2 separate regions of the Homo sapiens genome follow, and region 2 is linked to region 1. A link is a loop called in an ENCODE intact Hi-C map of the cell type or tissue named here. Cell type or tissue: Caco-2. All regions are shown on one strand. Each heading gives the region's core, and the rest is flanking DNA. Links, peaks and the distances in the headings are about the cores only. Region 1 overlaps PLEKHA7 (pleckstrin homology domain containing A7). Region 2 has its middle 28 kb from the start of SNORD14A.

Region 1 (8,341 bases), core at 186-8,185:
GCTGTGTCTCACACACTAGTATCCCAAACACCATCGGGGAAGAGAGTGAAGAAGCAGAGTGGCAGAGAGAAGGCCAAAGATGATAAGGAAGATTGTGAATGGTGCTTTCATCAGTATTTCATAGCAGTTTGATTCCAAGCCCACAGTTTAAAAATGAATTGCTGCGGCCGCTGTAAACTGCTGTCTTCTGGGCTTTGCAGCTCTGCAATAAAAATTCAATCTAAGCAAAGCAATTTCTCCACTTAGGCAACTTTCTTCTTGCCCCTCCCAGAGAGGTTAGGAGACTGTCTTTTAAAATAGTAGATAAACTGCTGAATGCCCTTTAGATTCTATTTCATAAATTTCTACTTCAATAAAACCACCAGTGACAATAAACAACAATGCTAACGCTCAAAGTTGAGTTAAATGATTCAGAATAACTGTTCTAGATGTCCACTTCAAATGTAAAATTTACCTTTTGAATTTGAAAACAGAGCAAACCCTGTAAACTTTTTAAGCTGACTCCCAAAGCTAACCTAACACTTAAAGCACCAGTATCTGATGAAATATAATGCAAGCCACATACGCAATTTCGAAACTTCTAGGTTTTTAAAAAGAGAAAATCAGTGAAATCAATTTTCATAATATATTTTACTTAACCCAAAATATTATTTCAATATGTAATCAGTATAAAAGTTATTATTGCAATACTTTACTTTTTTTTTTTCTAGTATTAAATCTCTGAACTCTGGGTGTATTTCACATTGACAGCACATCTTAACCCAGACTAGCTGAATTTCAAGTGCTCCATAGCCACATGTGGTCAGTGGCTACCTTTCTGGACAACACAAATCTAAAGCTTTCAAGTCCCAATTTAAACACCTGCACAGTCTCTCCCTCCCCCGATACAGGAAAGTACACAGACAGGGCAGAATCAGAGGCTTTTTAGCAGTGAGAACTTGCTGTTGAGCCAAAGCACAGCCTCTTACTCCTTATTTTATATCAAATCCTGTCAAATCAACCACAGGCTTCAAAGATAAATGCTATACTGGAGTGACTCTGATTAAGTCATTGGGCAAGAAAATGGGAATGGGAAGGAGGGATTATTACAATAAATAAGAGTATTGATAATCCCTTACATTTACAGAGTCCACACAGAGATGGGTACTCGCATTCATCATTTCATCAGACACTCACACCTGATAACCCTGAGACACGAAGAACCTTCGTGACCAGGAGATCATCCAGGCAGACAGAGACAGTGCCAGGAGAAACTAAGCCCAGGGCTTGGCCTCAGAGTCCCAGGATCTGTCCTTGGGTTCCCAAAGTGCATAAAAGCAAAACTCACTGGAGGCACTTATTTAAAATACAGATTTCCAGGCCCTGCCCAGATATAATAATGAAGAAGTTTAGGGGATGGGAAGAAAGGTAGAACCTCAGGGTCTGCATGTTTAAGACATTTCCCAGGTGTTTTTGATGTTGTCTCTTTGGGAATGACTGTACCAAACCACCTTGAAAGAATTAAAGTGGGCCGGGTGCGGTGGCTCACACCTGAAATCCCAGCACTTTCGGAGGCCAAGGTGGGTGGATCACCTGAGGTCAGGAGTTCGAGACTAGCCTGGCCAACATGGTGATACCCTGTCTCTACTAAAAATACAAAAGTTAGCCAGGTGTGGTGGCGGGCGCCTGTAATCCCAGCTACTTAGTAGGCTGAGGCAGGAGAATTGCTTGAACCCAGGAGGCGGAGGTTGCAGTGAGCTGAAACCATGCCATTGCACTCCAACCTAGGCAACAAGAGCAAAACTCCGTCTCCCAAAAAATAAGCCGGGCGCGGTGGCACAGACCTGTAATCCCAGCTACTCAGGAGGCTGAGACAGGAGAATCACTTGAACCCAGGAGGCGGAGGTTGCAGTGAGCTGAGATTGCACCACTGCACTCCAGCCTGGGTAACAGTGTGAAACCCTGTCTCAAAAAAAAAAAAAAATTAAAGTTCTTCTCCTTAAAAAAAAAAAAAAAAATTCAATGTGCAAAAACCCATATTTGACAAAACAGGGCACTATTCTCACCCAGGAGACCTCATTCACTGAATTGGACTGCTGGTATCATTCTTTCTATGTATGTGAGGTACATCATAACAGACAGGTTAGTAAGACTTGTTGAATTCATGCTGAGCAAATTGTTGGAGATGTTTTTCTCTGTAATTTCAGTGACTTTGCTCCAAGAATCCTGGAGAAAATTTCTTCTCTGTCTGATAATAACGTTAATAACCAATATTTATTAAGCATTTACTATGTTTCACAAATATACATTATCTCATTAATGATTGTTAATCCTTAACAACAATCTTATGAAGTTCATGTTATTGTTAAGCCTTAACCAACTCACAGATAAGAACTTTAAGGATCAGAGGAGTTCACTTTTTTTTCCCCCTTCACCCAGGCTCAAGTGCAGTGGCACCATCTCTACTCACTGCAACTTCTGCCTCCCGGGTTCAAGCAATTCTCCTGCCTCAGCCTCCCGAGTAGCTGCGTTACAAGCATGTGCCACCATGCCCAGCTAATTTTTGTATTTTTAGTAGAGTTGGGGTTTCACCATGTTGGCCAGGCTGGCCTCAAACTCCTGACCTTAAGTGATTCACCAACCTCAGCTTCCCAAAGTGCTGGAATAACAAGTGTGAGCCACCATGCCCGGCCCCAAAAGAGTTAATATTTTAATCAAGGTTAATTTGAAGTAGGTCTATATAATGCAAAAGCTTCATTATCATTATTCCTCCTAATACTAATACTGGTTTCTTTCTGGCATCTAGTGTATTCTACTAGCCAGTAATAGTGTGTTTACTGTGTTGGCCTACCCTTCACACAGGTGTCTCTCCTCTGTGATTTCACAACCCCTGTAATTGACTGTTGTCTGCCTTCCCCAAAAGACTGAGAGTTCCTTAAGGACAATACCTCTTCACAAAGTCCTGTAGTGCTTGGTAAGGGATGATGGATAGATGGACAGATGGACAGATGGATGAAAGCCTGAAGGGCAGAGAAGGAGGGCTAGATCACTGGATTTTATCAGCCAGGCAAATAGAAGCTCCATAAAGTTTCTAAGCAGGGGCAGGATAAAAACTTTGATCCAGGAATATCTGGCACTCTGTGGAGGTGAGGGGTGGTGAGGGGACATGAGGGGAAGGGAGTAGTTAGGAGGTCCTTAGCAGATCTGAAGGGAAGGAGTCCCAATGCTGGGAGGCAGTAATGCCATATTAAATGGCAGTTTCAAAGGCATCAGGGATCTGGGCCCAAGAAGTGGGCCCGCTAGGGACCTGATTAAGAACAAAAGTCCTACAAAGTCTCATACTTTCACTCTCTGGCCTCAAAGGACACTGCTGCTCTGCCTTCCCATCTAGGTAACCGGTGCTCTTTGCTTTGCTTTTAAGGTATAACACATTCCCAGCCTCAAAATCCCAGCCTGCTCATGAGGGAGCCACAGACACAAACAGGCAAGATGCCCTCCACTGTCGTTTCCTCCTCACTTAGTGGGAAGCCACTCACTTTCCCAACCTCTCCTCATGGGGGCAGCAGGAGCCTGCTGTGGCGCCACCCATGATCTTTCCCCGTCTGGGTGCTTCTGCTTCTAGCTCCTGGGCTCTTCCTGCTAGAGACCTAAAGGTGGGCAATGCTGGCCAGGAGAGATGGCGTCCATGCCAGCCCATGTCCAGCCAGGCTGAGGCTTCTGGCCTTTCTCCCAGCACCTTCTCCCAAACAATCTAGACACTGGATAACCTGCCCTAAAGAGGACTGGACACCCCACCCACCAGAACCCTCAACCCTGGGACCTCTCCCCGAACGAACGTGTGAAACCCTCCTTTCTCACTCCCTATGACCAGGCAGGATTATACCAACCTTAAAGTGGAGGGGAGGGGGGGACTTTGAAATTGGTCACAGAATATTTTTAGGGTTTGGGAATCACAGGGATTTTAGTTTGTTTATGCTGACTTTTTTGATGTGTTCAAAGAATTTCACTTTAAGTGTTTCCCAAGAGGTTTGCAAAATCAGTATGCACAGAGGATGCCACAAACCTGCCCACAAAGCCCTCCTTCAGTACCTAATTAGAATGGCAAATCAGGATATCTGAAGGCTCTAGGTTTTGAAGTGAAATTTCTGTAGAAAACAGCATAAAAGTACTCATTACTGACAGGCCTCAACTTGCTGTGGGTCTTAATGAGCTTTCTGTTAGACTCTGTTAGACTCGGGCTCCAGCAACACCCCCTCCCCCACAGAGACAACCTAGGGGAAACACTCCCTCGGCCACCATTCTGCTCGGTAAGGTATTTTCCTCTCCACTGATCAAAGTGGAAGAAGAAGGAGAAATTTTCAAGTTTAAAAACTCTCATTCCAACTTTGGAGTTTGCAGGCCCCTAATCCCCAGGTGAAAGGGTAAAGTGATTGGGTCATCTGGGCTGCTGGTTCCAAAACGCAGCTGCGCCAGCACCCCCTGGGAACCTATAAAGAATACAGAGGCCTGGGCCCCACAGGACCTGGCATTTTTAAACACCTTTCATGACCACTGACTAGGCTACTGTTTTCTCAGCTACTGGGTTGTACAATCACACCTGAAAGTATCACCTCACACATGTTAGGAGGCCATTATCAAAAAGATGAAAGATAAGTATTGGTGAGGATGTGGAGAAAAGGGAACCTTGTACACTGTTGGTGGGAATGTAAATTCGTACAGCCATTATTGAAAATGGTATAGAGGCTCCTCAAAAAATTAAAAATAGAGGCTGGGTGTGGTGGCTCACACCTGCAATCCTCATACTTTGGGAGGGCAAGGCGGGCAGATCACCTGAGGTCAGGAGTTCGAGACCAGCCTGGCCAACATGACAAAACTCCGTCTCTACTAAAAATACGAAAATTAGCCAGGCATGGTGAGAGGCACCTGTAATCCCAGCTACTCAGGAGGCTGAGGCAGGAGAATCACTTGAACCAGGGAGGTGGAGGTTGCAGTGAGCTGAGATCGCACCACTGCACTCCAGCCTGAGCGAGAGAGCGAGACTCCACCTAAAAAAAAAAAAAAGAAAGAAAGAAAGAAAGGAAAAGCAAATATGGCTGGGCGCGGTGGCTCACACTTGTAATCCCAGCACTTTGGGAGGCTGAGGCGGGTGGATTGCCTGAGCTCAGGAGTTCAAGACCACCCTGGGCAACATGGTGAAACCCCGTCTCTACTAATACACAAAAAATTAGCCGGGCTTGGTGGCGCATGCCTGTATTCCCAGCTACTTGGGAGGCTGAGGCACGAGAATTACTTGAGCCTTGGAGGCAGAGGCTGCAGTGAGCCGAGATCATGCCACTACACTCCAGCTTGGGCTATAGAGTAAGACTCCGTCTCAAAAAAAAAAAAAAAAAGAAAAAAAAGAAAAAAAGAAAAGAAAACATGCATATATATACATAATGGAACACTAGTCTGCCTTTAAAAAGAAGAAAGTCCTATCATTTGAAACAACATGGTTAAACCTGGAGGAATTTATGTTGTAAAGCAAGCAAAGCACAAAAAGACAAATACTGCATGATCTCAATTACATGTAGAGTGTAAAAAAGGTGAGCTCATAGAATCAAAGAGTAAAACGGTGGTTACCAGAGGCTGGGGTGGGTGGAGGGGTTGGGAGATGTTGCTTGAAGGTTACATAATTTTAGTTAGGCAGAAGAAATAAGTTCAAGAGATCTATTGTACCTCATGGTGAGTACAGTAAATAACAATATATCGTATACTCAAAAATTGCTGATAGATTTTAAGTGTTTGTACCACAGAATAAGTATGCGAGATATTATATACATTAAATAATATAGCCATTCCACAGCTATCAAAACATCATGCTATACACAATAAATACAATTTTTGTCAGTGAAGCACACACACACCCCTGACTGTATCAGAATGTCCTCCATTGCCTCACCCTCCATTTCCCTCACATCAGGAAGGTAAGGCCATAGTAATGATGAGGAAGAAAGAATAGATAGGTAAGATGGTATCTGCACAAATACATGTGTTCACACATACATGCACACATATATACTCGCACCCCACATGCACACACATGTGCACACACACAGAGTGAAGGAGGAACACACACACACACACACACACACAGACACCCCTCAGCTTCTCTTGCAAGTTCACAGGAGCTGGAGAAGATGAAAAGCACAGAAGCTTGAAGCAAGAAGCTCTTTTCTCACATCCCACATGGATGGAAGTACTTTAGCAGAACTTGATCATGAGCTCCAGGATTCCCACAGCCACCTCCGTGAAGCCCTTGCCCACTTTCCCGCTTCCAGGGCATCCTCAACACAGGTCCTGTGGGTTTCAGGTCTATAGAGACACCTCTCTGGCCTCCTCAGCATCATCCCTGGAGCAGGACGTCATTGCTTCTCAGCATGGCATTCAAGCCATTTAAGATGTGAATCTTTCTTCTGCTTCCCCTTGTGCCTGTCCACTCAGACAACCCAGACCCCTTGTCACTCCATACACTGGATTTCTTACCTCTAAGCCTTGCTCATGTTGACTCCATCCCCCAGAAAGCTGCCCAACTCCCACTCTCTTTACCCCCTCCCCATCTCTATTTAGCAAGCTTTATCTGTCTATCTGTTTCAGTGTAACCCCCCCATCTGCCTCCTTTGTGCTCCTCCCCACCATTCACCACTACACAGAAGCCATGCCTTCCACCTAAGCCCCATCTCCCCTGCAGGTGGGAAGGGGTGGCACAGGGTCCTGCTCACCTTCTAGGCCTCATTTAGAAGACTCTAGATGCTCAGCAGTTGAAATGCATTTATAATGTTGGTTTATTGTCCATGAAACCAGGAGTTCTCAGATTTTAAAGTGAACAACATGGGGAGGGAGCGGTGTGACTGAAAATTGTAAACTCTCAGAGATTCTGGTTCAATAAATCTGGGTATGGCCCTGAAATCTGCATTTGTAACAAAACACTCTATTATACACACATGAATCTGATGCAGATGGCCTGTGGATCACACTTAGAGAACACTGCTAAGCAATTAACTTATAACAAATGCCCCAAAATTGTTTGCTCATTCATTCATTCATTCCAATGTCTGTCTGCCCACTATATGCCTATCCTAGGTACTTGGAGGAATAAAGAAGAGAATCAAGAATTGGATCTTACCCTGAGAGTCTATCTAGCACAGGAGTTAAGACATGGATATAAATCACCAATGTAAACCAAGGCACGATACAGAAAGTAACAAATGCTGTCAGAGCATGGAGATCATGAGCTACAGAAATTCAGAGGAGGGAGAGAAACCAAACTGGAGACAAACAGATGGAGGGGAGGGGAGAGACCAGAACATCAAGCCAAGATGAGGTTCTGAGAATGGGAAACTGGTCAAGAAAGTCAAACTCTACAAGGGGCATGGGAATTAGGCCTGTCAACAACCTTTGGACTTGGTGAGTAGGAGGCCAAGCAGATCTCAGAGAGTGGAGGATGAAAACCAGACAGCAAATGGTTAAGGGGGGAGTGAAGGCAGAGTAAAGTGTGTGTGGGGCGGGGGGCGGGGGCGGAGCACAGAGAAGGGAGGGAGCAGGGAGAGGAGTCAGTGGGAGAACAGAGCGCTGAGAACCATTTTCCAAGAGCTGAGAAGGATTTTATCCTTTGCTATATACCACGCCCTAGAATCTGTGAGGCAAGAAAATAGAACCAATGGGCATGGACATGAATATCATTACGGGTGAAGTCTCAAATTAAGGCATACTAGCCTTCAAAGAAATGAAAGAAGAACACCCAGAGCAATGATGGAAAGAGATCCCAATCAGGAAGTTTCAGGGATCCCAGTTCTTCCTGGTGCAAAGCTGTCCCCTGATGTTCCAGGGAGCTGGAAACAAAGGGATAAGAAGGCTGTGCATACCCACAAAGAAGAGGGTATGTATGTCCCTACTTCCTCTCCTTTGGGAAGAGATAAGACTTTTTTTTTTTTTTTCATAAAAGGAAATCTCTGCTGGATACAGAATAGAGTCCTGACTCCTAAGCATGGTCCGCAGGCCTTCCACAATCTAATGCTCAAGTACTATCCAGCCTGATCTGCTCGCCATTGTGGCCCCACAGATATCTTAGCCTCACATGCCTACCCTTAGCCACATTCCCTCCACCTGCCCATTCCCTCAGCCTGAGCCATTCACATCTCCAAGCCAATGCACATAGGGCTGCCCTGCATGGAACAGCTTTTTCCAAACATTTTCCCAAACATTTTCCCCTCATTCAGATACCCTTGCCTAACTCCCAGGCCTTTATGCTATAGATAAAGTGTTTCCTCCCCACCTCACTTCCTCGTTCATGTTTCCCCAGCTACATCTTTCTCTGCACTGCATT
Region 2 (8,341 bases), core at 281-8,280, 100 kb after region 1:
AGGAACAATACCACAGGTGGGGTGTACTGCCTGTGCGATATCGGGAGTAATATCATCCTTTCCTCCGCTGGATATTAGGAAGAGTATCAGAGAGGGAGGGTGTACATTCCCTGCGATATGCAATGTGATATTATTCTCTCCCTCCCTGGGTATTGAGAACAATATTACAGGAGGGGTGTACACCCTCTGCGATATTGGGAGTCATATCATCCTCTTTTGCTCTGGATATTAGGAACAATACCACAGGGTTTTGTACACCCCCTACGATATTGGGAGTAATATCATCCTCTTGCCCTCTGGATATTAGGAAGAGTATCACAGGGGTGTGTACACCCCCTGCAATATTGCAAGTAATATCCTCTCCCCCCCGGATGTTAAAACAAAATCACAGGGGCTTGTACACTTGCTGCGATATTGGGAGTCATATCTTTCTCTCTCCCCCTGGATATTAGGAGCAATATCACAGGGGTGGTTTACATCCTGTGTGATATTGGGAGTAACATCATCCTCTCTCCCCCTGGATATTAGGAACAACATCACGGGGGGAGGGTGTACACCCCCTGAAATATTGTAAGTAGTATCTTCCTCTCCCCCACCCTGGATATTAAGAGTAATATCATCCTCTCGCCCTCTGGATATTAGGAAAAATATTACGGGGGGGGGGGGGGCGGTGTACACCCGCGCAATATTGAAAGTAATATCATCCTCTACCCCATGGTTTTTAGAAACAAAATCACAGGGGGTTGTACACCTGGTACGATATTGGTAGTAATATCTTTCTCTCTGTCCCTGGATATTGCGAATAACATTACAGGGGGGTTGTACACCACCTGCGATATTGGGAGTAATATGATTCTTTGCCCACCTGGATATTAGGAACAATATCATGGCGCGGGGGACGTGGAAAACCCCGGCTATTTTGAAAGTAATGTCAGCTGGTCTCTCTTTGGATATTAAAAATGATATCACAGAAGGAATATACTCTTTCTGTGATATAGGGAGTAGTATCATCCTCTTCTTCCCTGGTTACTATGAACAATATTGCAGGAGGGGTGTACACCTTCTGCAATATTGGGAGTAATATTATCCTCTCCTGCCCTGAATATTTGGAAAAATATCACAGGGGGGTGTACACCCCTGCAATATTGGGAGTAATGTCGTCCTCCCCAAACCTGGATATTAGCAACAAGATCACAGAGGGGGTGTACACACCCTGCGATATTGGAAGTAATATGATCCTCTCTCCCCCTAGATATTAGGAAAAATATCACAGCGCGGGTGTACGTTTCCTACGCTGTTGGGAGTAATATCATTCTTTTCTCTCTGGATAGTAGGAACAATATCACAGCGGTGGTGTACATTTCCTTCGATATTGGGAGTAATAACATCCTCTCCCCGTTTGGATATTAGGAACAATATCCCAGGGGGGTGTCCACCCTCTGCAATACTGGGAGTAATATCATCCTCTATTTCCATGGATATTAGACACAATACCACAAAAAGGTGTACAGCCCCTGCGATATTGGGAGTAATATTATACTCTTCTTCCCTGGATATTAGAAACAATATCATAGGGAGTGAACACCCCCTGTGATAATGGGAGTAATATTTTCTCTTTCACAGGACATTAGGAACAATATCACAGGGGGTGTTTATGCACCCTGCGATATTGGAGGTAATATCCTCTACCCCCCGGAATAATACCAGCAATATCACAGGGGTGGTGTACACCCCCTGTGATATTGAGAGTAATATCATTCTCTCCACCCCCAGATATTAAGAACAATATCATGGCGGGGGGTTGTATATCCCCAGTGATATTGGGAATAATGTCATCCTCTCCTTCCCTGGAAATTAGGAACAATATCACAGGGGGGTGTACACCTTCTTTGATATTGGAAGCAATATCATCCTCTTCCCCGCTGGATATTAGAGAAAATATCACACATGGTGTACACCCACTGTGATATTAGGAAGAATGTTACAGGGTGTACACCCATCTTGACTTTAGGAGAAACATCTCCCTAAAATAATACAAAAATAACACAGGGTATACAGTAATATCTCCCTAGGATATTACAAATAATATCACAGGGTGTACACCCACTGTGAGATTAGGAGTAATATCTCCCTAGGATATTACGAATAGTATCACAGGGTGTACATCCACTGTGATAATAGGAGTAATACCTCCCTAGGATATTACGAATAATATCACAGGCTGTATACCCACTATGATTACAAATCCCATAGTGCTGGGATTAGAGACATGAGCAACCACACCCACCCATGCTGTGTGTTTATCTGTTGTCTGTTGTTGTTTGTTTTTGAGCCCAGAAATAAATTCTCACCTATATGTTCAAATGATTTTTAACATGACTGCCAAGAAAGTTCATTGGTGGAAAAGCAGCCTTTTCAATAAATGGTATTGGAGAAACTTGATTTCCACATGCAGAAGAATGAAGGTGGACCCTATGTCATACCAGGTGCAAAAATTAACACAAACTGGATGAAAGACCTAACCCCAAGAGCTAAAACTATAATATACCTAAAAGAAAACATTGGCCAAACTTTTATGACATCAGAGTGGGCAATTACTTCTGGGATATGACACCAAAAGCATAGGCAACAAAAGAAAATTAGATTCCTTGGATTACATCTAAATGAGAAACACTTTTGTGCATCAAAAAACACTGTGAACTGAGTGAAAAGATAACCCATGGATTAGGAAAAATATTTGCAAATCATATATGTGAAAAGAGACTGATATCCATAATATATAAAGAACAGCTAGAACTAAACAACAAGAAACCCAAGGCATTCCATTAACAATGGTCAGAAGACTTGAGTAGACATGTCCCTAAAGAAGGTACACCAATGGCCAATAAGCATATAAAATGATGTTCAAAATCACTAATCATAGGGAAGTGCAAATCAAACCAATAATGTGATACCACACATTAGGATAGATATGATAAACAAGCAATGGTGAGACTGGAGGGAAGTAGGAATGCTCAAACATGATCAGAGGGAACATAAAACTGTGCAGGAACAGGGAAAATAGTATGGAGTGTACTTGAAAAATTAGAAAGACAATTATCAGATGATCCCGCAGTTGCATTTGTGGGTACCTACCATCTAGAATTAGAAGCCAGGAGTGGAAGAGATATGTGTACACCCATATTCATAGCAGCGTTATTCACAACAGCCAAAATGTGGAAGCAACCCAAGGGACCATGGACAGACGAATGAAAAAGCGCACTGCAGTTCATTCATACAATGGAAGGCTATTCAGCCTTAAAAAGGCAGGCACTTCTGGCCAGCGCAGTGGCTGACGCCTGTAATCCCAGCATCTTGAGAGGCTGAGGTGGGCGGATCACCTGAGGTCAGGAGTTCAAGACCAGCCTGGCCATGATGGTGAAACCCTGTCTCTACTGAAAATGCAAAAAATTAGCAGAGCATGGTGGCACATGCCTGTAGTCCCAGCTACTCAGGAGGCTGAGGCACAAGAATCGCTTGAACCCGGGAGGCGGAGGTTGCAGTGAGCCCGGACTGTGCCGCTGCACTCCAGCCTTGGCAACAGAGAGAGACTCCATCAAAAAAAAAGAAAGAAAGAAAGAAAGAAACAGGCACTTCTGACACAGGCTGCAACACAGATGAACCTTGAAGACATTATCGTCAGTGAAATAAATAAATCACCAAAGGATAAACACAACTGGGCTCAGTGGCTCGCACCTGTAATCCCAGCACTTTGGGAGGCTGAGGTGGGCGGATCACTTGAGGTCAGGAGTTTGAGACCAGCCTGGCCAATATGGCGAAAACTTGTCTCTACTAAAAATACAAAAATTAGCTGGGTGTGGTAGCCCAGGCCTGTAATCCCAGCTACTCAGGAGACTAAGACACGAGAATTGCTTGAACCCAGGATGTGGAAGTTGCAGTGAGCCGAGATCGCGCCACTGCACTCCAGCCTAGGCGACAGAGAAAGACTTTGTCTCAAAAAAAAAAAAAAAAAAAATTAAACACAGTATGATTCCACTTATATCAAGTCTCTAGAGTAGTTAAACTCATAGAATTGCAAAATAGAACGGTGGCCCCCAGGGGTGCGGGAGAGAGAGGAATGGAGAGTTTGGTTAATGGGTCCAATGTCCATTTTGAAAGATAAAAATGTTCTGGAGATGAGGGAGGTGATGGTTGCTAAACAATGTGAATGTACTTAATGTCATGAAACTATAAACTTAAAAATAGTGGAAACTGTAAATGTTTATATTGGCCATTCTAAATGAAATAATATATATTTATAATTTTTAATATTTATACATGGTATATTTTACCATAATAAAAGATGAAAATTAAAGCAGTTGGATCTTTAAAAAGAAAAGAAAGAAGCGAATAGTATATACACACAAGCTTTCTCCTGATTAGAGGAAGAGTCCCAAAGCTTCTAGGGACACTCACTTTTCTCTTCTTGCTGCATTATTATGAGGAAATCCTTAGAGATTGGGGAACTTGGGTGAATTTGGATAATGAGGAGCTCTATGCCTTGAGCCCCCAAGGCCATAGAATAGTAAGTACTCAGTCTGTGCCTCCAGCCCTGCAGTGTGAGGTTCCAGTACAGTGGGCTACACACGTGTCACCTGCATCAGGAGGCTCATGTCTGACCCTGTCTTCTTGCCAGTCTTGAGGACGGAGTCTGAGCCTCCATCGTGCACCACACAGGGAGGACAGTGGACCTGTTCTCCGTGGTCATGACCCAGCAGAGAGGAAGCACAGTTCAGTGAGTGCTGAGGGACAGGTCAGGAGCCTTGTTTTGTTTCCTCATCCTCAGGACAAACAGGAGAGTGCGGTGGGCAGATGGGAGGAGACCAATGTGCAAACTGTCAGCTCAGCAGACTGTGGAGTTTCTATTCTTGGTTGTGGTGGGGGTCTCAGAAATCTTATTCAAAATTTTGCTTTCCTCCCACACTGGTTGTCCTTTTCATGAACATCTCACCCATGATAGCAGCAAATGAGTCCCTCTAAACTATTCCCTAAGCACAACAAAAAGATTATGAAGGTGATGAGGAGGATAAAGAGGACGATGACAGACACCATGGCATCATGAACCCTTACTGGGGGCTTCCTAAATGCCAGGCTCTGAGCTCTGTGGTCTATACAGCTTCTTTGATTTCATCTGCATGGTCTTCTCCCAGTTATTAGTGCACATTAAATTATTATTATACAGACTAGAAAAGAAGCAATGCATTTTCATATAAGTTGTACCAGATCATGAAGTCGAAAAGAGTAAAGTCCCATTTGAACCAGGCAGTCTAAGTCCAGACACGTGGCATTTGGCCAGTCCTCTCCCTGCATCCAACCTGCCCTCTCAAATCCTTGTCACTCGGGCAGATGCCCCTGCTCACTGTGCCCTTCCCTTTGGGGGTTCCTGATAGACCACAGCTAGCCCAGTGGGTGCCACATTCACTGTGTCAAGTATAGAAAGGGCAGCCGAGATCACATCAAAGATTCCAGAAAGAATTGGCACAGGATCATTCGGGACGCATCTCTCCCTTGCCCCTGTTCCTGTCTTTCCTTACAGCTCTCGACTTCCTCAAAGGAGTCATAAATTCAGAGTTTGGCTTCCATTCCTATTGAGGAAGCTGGAATCTGTTTCAAAATGCTCCTCAGATGTGCCTGTGGTTAAGACCTCTGAGCTCTGCTTTAAACTTTTTGAAGCTGGGCGCGGTGGCTCACGCCTGTAATCCCAGCACTTTGGGAGGTTGAGACAGGCGAATCACAAGGTCAGGAGTTCGAGACCAGCCTGGCCAACATGGTAAAACCCTGTCTCTACTAAAAATACAAAAAATTAGCCGGGCATAGCAGCAGGCGCCTGTAATCTCAGCTACTCAGGAGGCTGAGGCAGGAGAATAACTTGAACCTGGGATGCAGAGGTTGCAGTGAGCCGAGATCATTCCACTGCACTCCAGCCTGGGCAACAGAGTGAGACTCCATCTCAAAAAAAAAAAAAAACTTCTTGAGAGTTGGAAGACCATGAAGTTTAGTACCTGGGACTTAGAGACTGGTCATTAACTTTGAATACCACCTTTTCTGCTTATCTGTATGGCAAGGGGTGAGATGTCCATCCTCTGAGACTCAGCACTCTCGTCTGAGTTGATTTCTAGTTGATCCAATGGAAGTGAGCAATGATTAAACCGATCGTGGGTGCCTGCTCCGTGATCTCTATGTGATGGATGCATAAAGTAAAGGCAAAGTGAATTTTAGATACATTCATTAATATTTTAAGCTTCATCTCTATGCAATTCAATGGAAATATCCCCTGACCTGAAGTTCTGGTTTCCCTGCATTCCAGACAGGACATTTTATTTTGTCCTTATCTAAGTAAGTACTGAGTATTGTGAGAGGAACAAGTGAGTCTCTTTTGTTTCTGATTCCCCAGAGCCTATATCTTGCTTGGCACACAGGAGTTAGCCAAAGTAAACATCTATGTTAATTATTGAATAGACCCTTCCTTGGTTCACAAAAATTGGCTGTGATCAGTGTGACTTCGTCATGCTTGATTCCTTTTTTTTTTTTTTTGAGACGGAGTTTTGCTCTTGTTGCCCAGGCTGGAGTGCAGTGGCATGATCTCGGCTCACTGTAGCCTCTGCCTCCCGGGTTCAAGCCATTCTCCTGCCTCAACCTCCCAAGTAGCTGGGACTACAGGCACGCACCACCACGCCTGGCGAATTTTTTGTGTTTTTAGTCGAGGCGAGTTTTCACCATGTTGGCCAGGATGGTCTTGATCTCTGGACCTCATGATCCACCCTCCTCGGCTTCCCAAAGTGCTGGGATTACAGGCATGAGCCACCGCGTCCGGCCAAACTTTCTTATGAAAACTCTAAGTCCGGGTGGGGGGAGCGGGGAGGGATAGCATTAGGAGATATACCTAATGTAAATGATGAGTTAATGGGTGCCGCACACCAACATGGCACATGTATACCTATGTAACAAACCTGCACATTGTGCACATGTACCTTAGAACTTAAAGTATAATTAAAAAAAAAGAAAGAAAAATAAAAAGAAAACTCTAAGTCCACCTAAGCTAAGGACAGGAGTTATGTCTTACATGAATTTTTAAACAAGACCCACCTATTTGAGTAAGTAATTACTCTCTTGAAGGAGGAAAGTCAGAAAACATAATGATGAAATCACTAGACCATAACTGGCATGTGGAAATATTTTCTGCTTATGAACTATCAACTTTAATTTCACTTTTAGATGGCATGGTCTCAGCTGTTATGCAGTGTTTATAGAGTTCTAAATCAAGGGAATTTGTGGCATTCTATTAGAATAAAATAAAATATTTGAGTTCTTAATTTCCTTTAATTAGGATAAACTTTTTCTTTTTTTTTTTATTTTATTATTTTTTTTTTAATTTATTTTTTTATTGATAATTCTTGGGTGTTTCTCACAGAGGGGGATTTGGCAGGGTCATGGGACAATAGTGGAGGGAAGGTCAGCAGATAAACAAGTGAACAAAGGTCTCTGGTTTTCCTAGGCAGAGGACCCTGCGGCCTTCCGCAGTGTTTGTGTCCCTGATTACTTGAGATCAGGGATTGGTGATGACTCTTAACGAGCATGCTGCCTTCAAGCATCTGTTTAACAAAGCACATCTTGCACCGCCCTTAATCCATTTAACCCTGAGTGGACACAGCACATGTTTCAGAGAGCACAGGGTTGGGGGTAAGGTCACAGATCAACAGGATCCCAAGGCAGAAGAATCTTTCTTAGTACAGAACAAAATGAAAAGTCTCCCATGTCTACTTCTTTCTACACAGACACGGCAACCATCCGATTTCTCAATCTTTTCCCCACCTTTCCCGCCTTTCTATTCCACAAAGCCGCCATTGTCATCCTGGCCCGTTCTCAATGAGCTGTTGAGTACACCTCCCAGACGGGGTGGTGGCCGGGCAGAGGGGCTCCTCACTTCCCAGTAGGGGTGGCCGGGCAGAGGCGCCCCTCACCTCCCGGACGGGGCGGCTGGCCGGGCGGGGGGGCTGACCCCCCCCACCTCCTTCCCGGACGAGGCGGCTGGCCGGGCGGGGGGCTGACCCCCCCACCTCCCTCCCGGACGGGGCGGCTGGCCGGGCAGAGGGGCGCCTCACTTCCCAGTAGGGGCGGCCGGGCAGAGGCGCCCCTCACCTCCCGGACGGGGCGGCTGGCCGGGCAGGGGGGCTGACCCCCCCCACCTCCCTCCCGGACGGGGCGGCTGGCCGGGCAGAGGGGCTCCTCACTTCCCAGTAGGGGCGGGCGGGCAGAGGCGCCCCTCACCTCCCGGACGGGGCGGCTGGCCGGGCAGGGGGGC

What was found. Peaks named below come from ENCODE experiments on the same cell type or tissue, not always from the same donor. Only the 100,000 strongest peaks of a DNase experiment are listed, where the experiment ranks them.
Region 2: a loop joins it to region 1, with 4 times the contacts of the local background. A loop is called at or near these places in 4 of 110 quality-filtered maps.

Annotation. Positions count from the first base shown.
Region 1 is chr11:16,942,564-16,950,904 of GRCh38, forward strand. All of the region lies in intron 3 of PLEKHA7 (pleckstrin homology domain containing A7), which reads right to left. Among named protein-coding and RNA genes, the nearest start is that of SNORD147, 21 kb to the left of the region's middle. RefSeq lists an enhancer at 3,257-3,496. In Caco-2, for the core only: a CTCF peak has its summit at 3,545 (motif pointing right); a DNase peak (open chromatin) is centred at 3,538.
Region 2 is chr11:17,042,199-17,050,539 of GRCh38, forward strand. No RefSeq gene overlaps it. Among named protein-coding and RNA genes, the nearest start is that of SNORD14A, 28 kb to the right of the region's middle. In Caco-2, for the core only: no CTCF peak of the experiment used is centred there; DNase peaks (open chromatin) are centred at 4,093 and 6,423.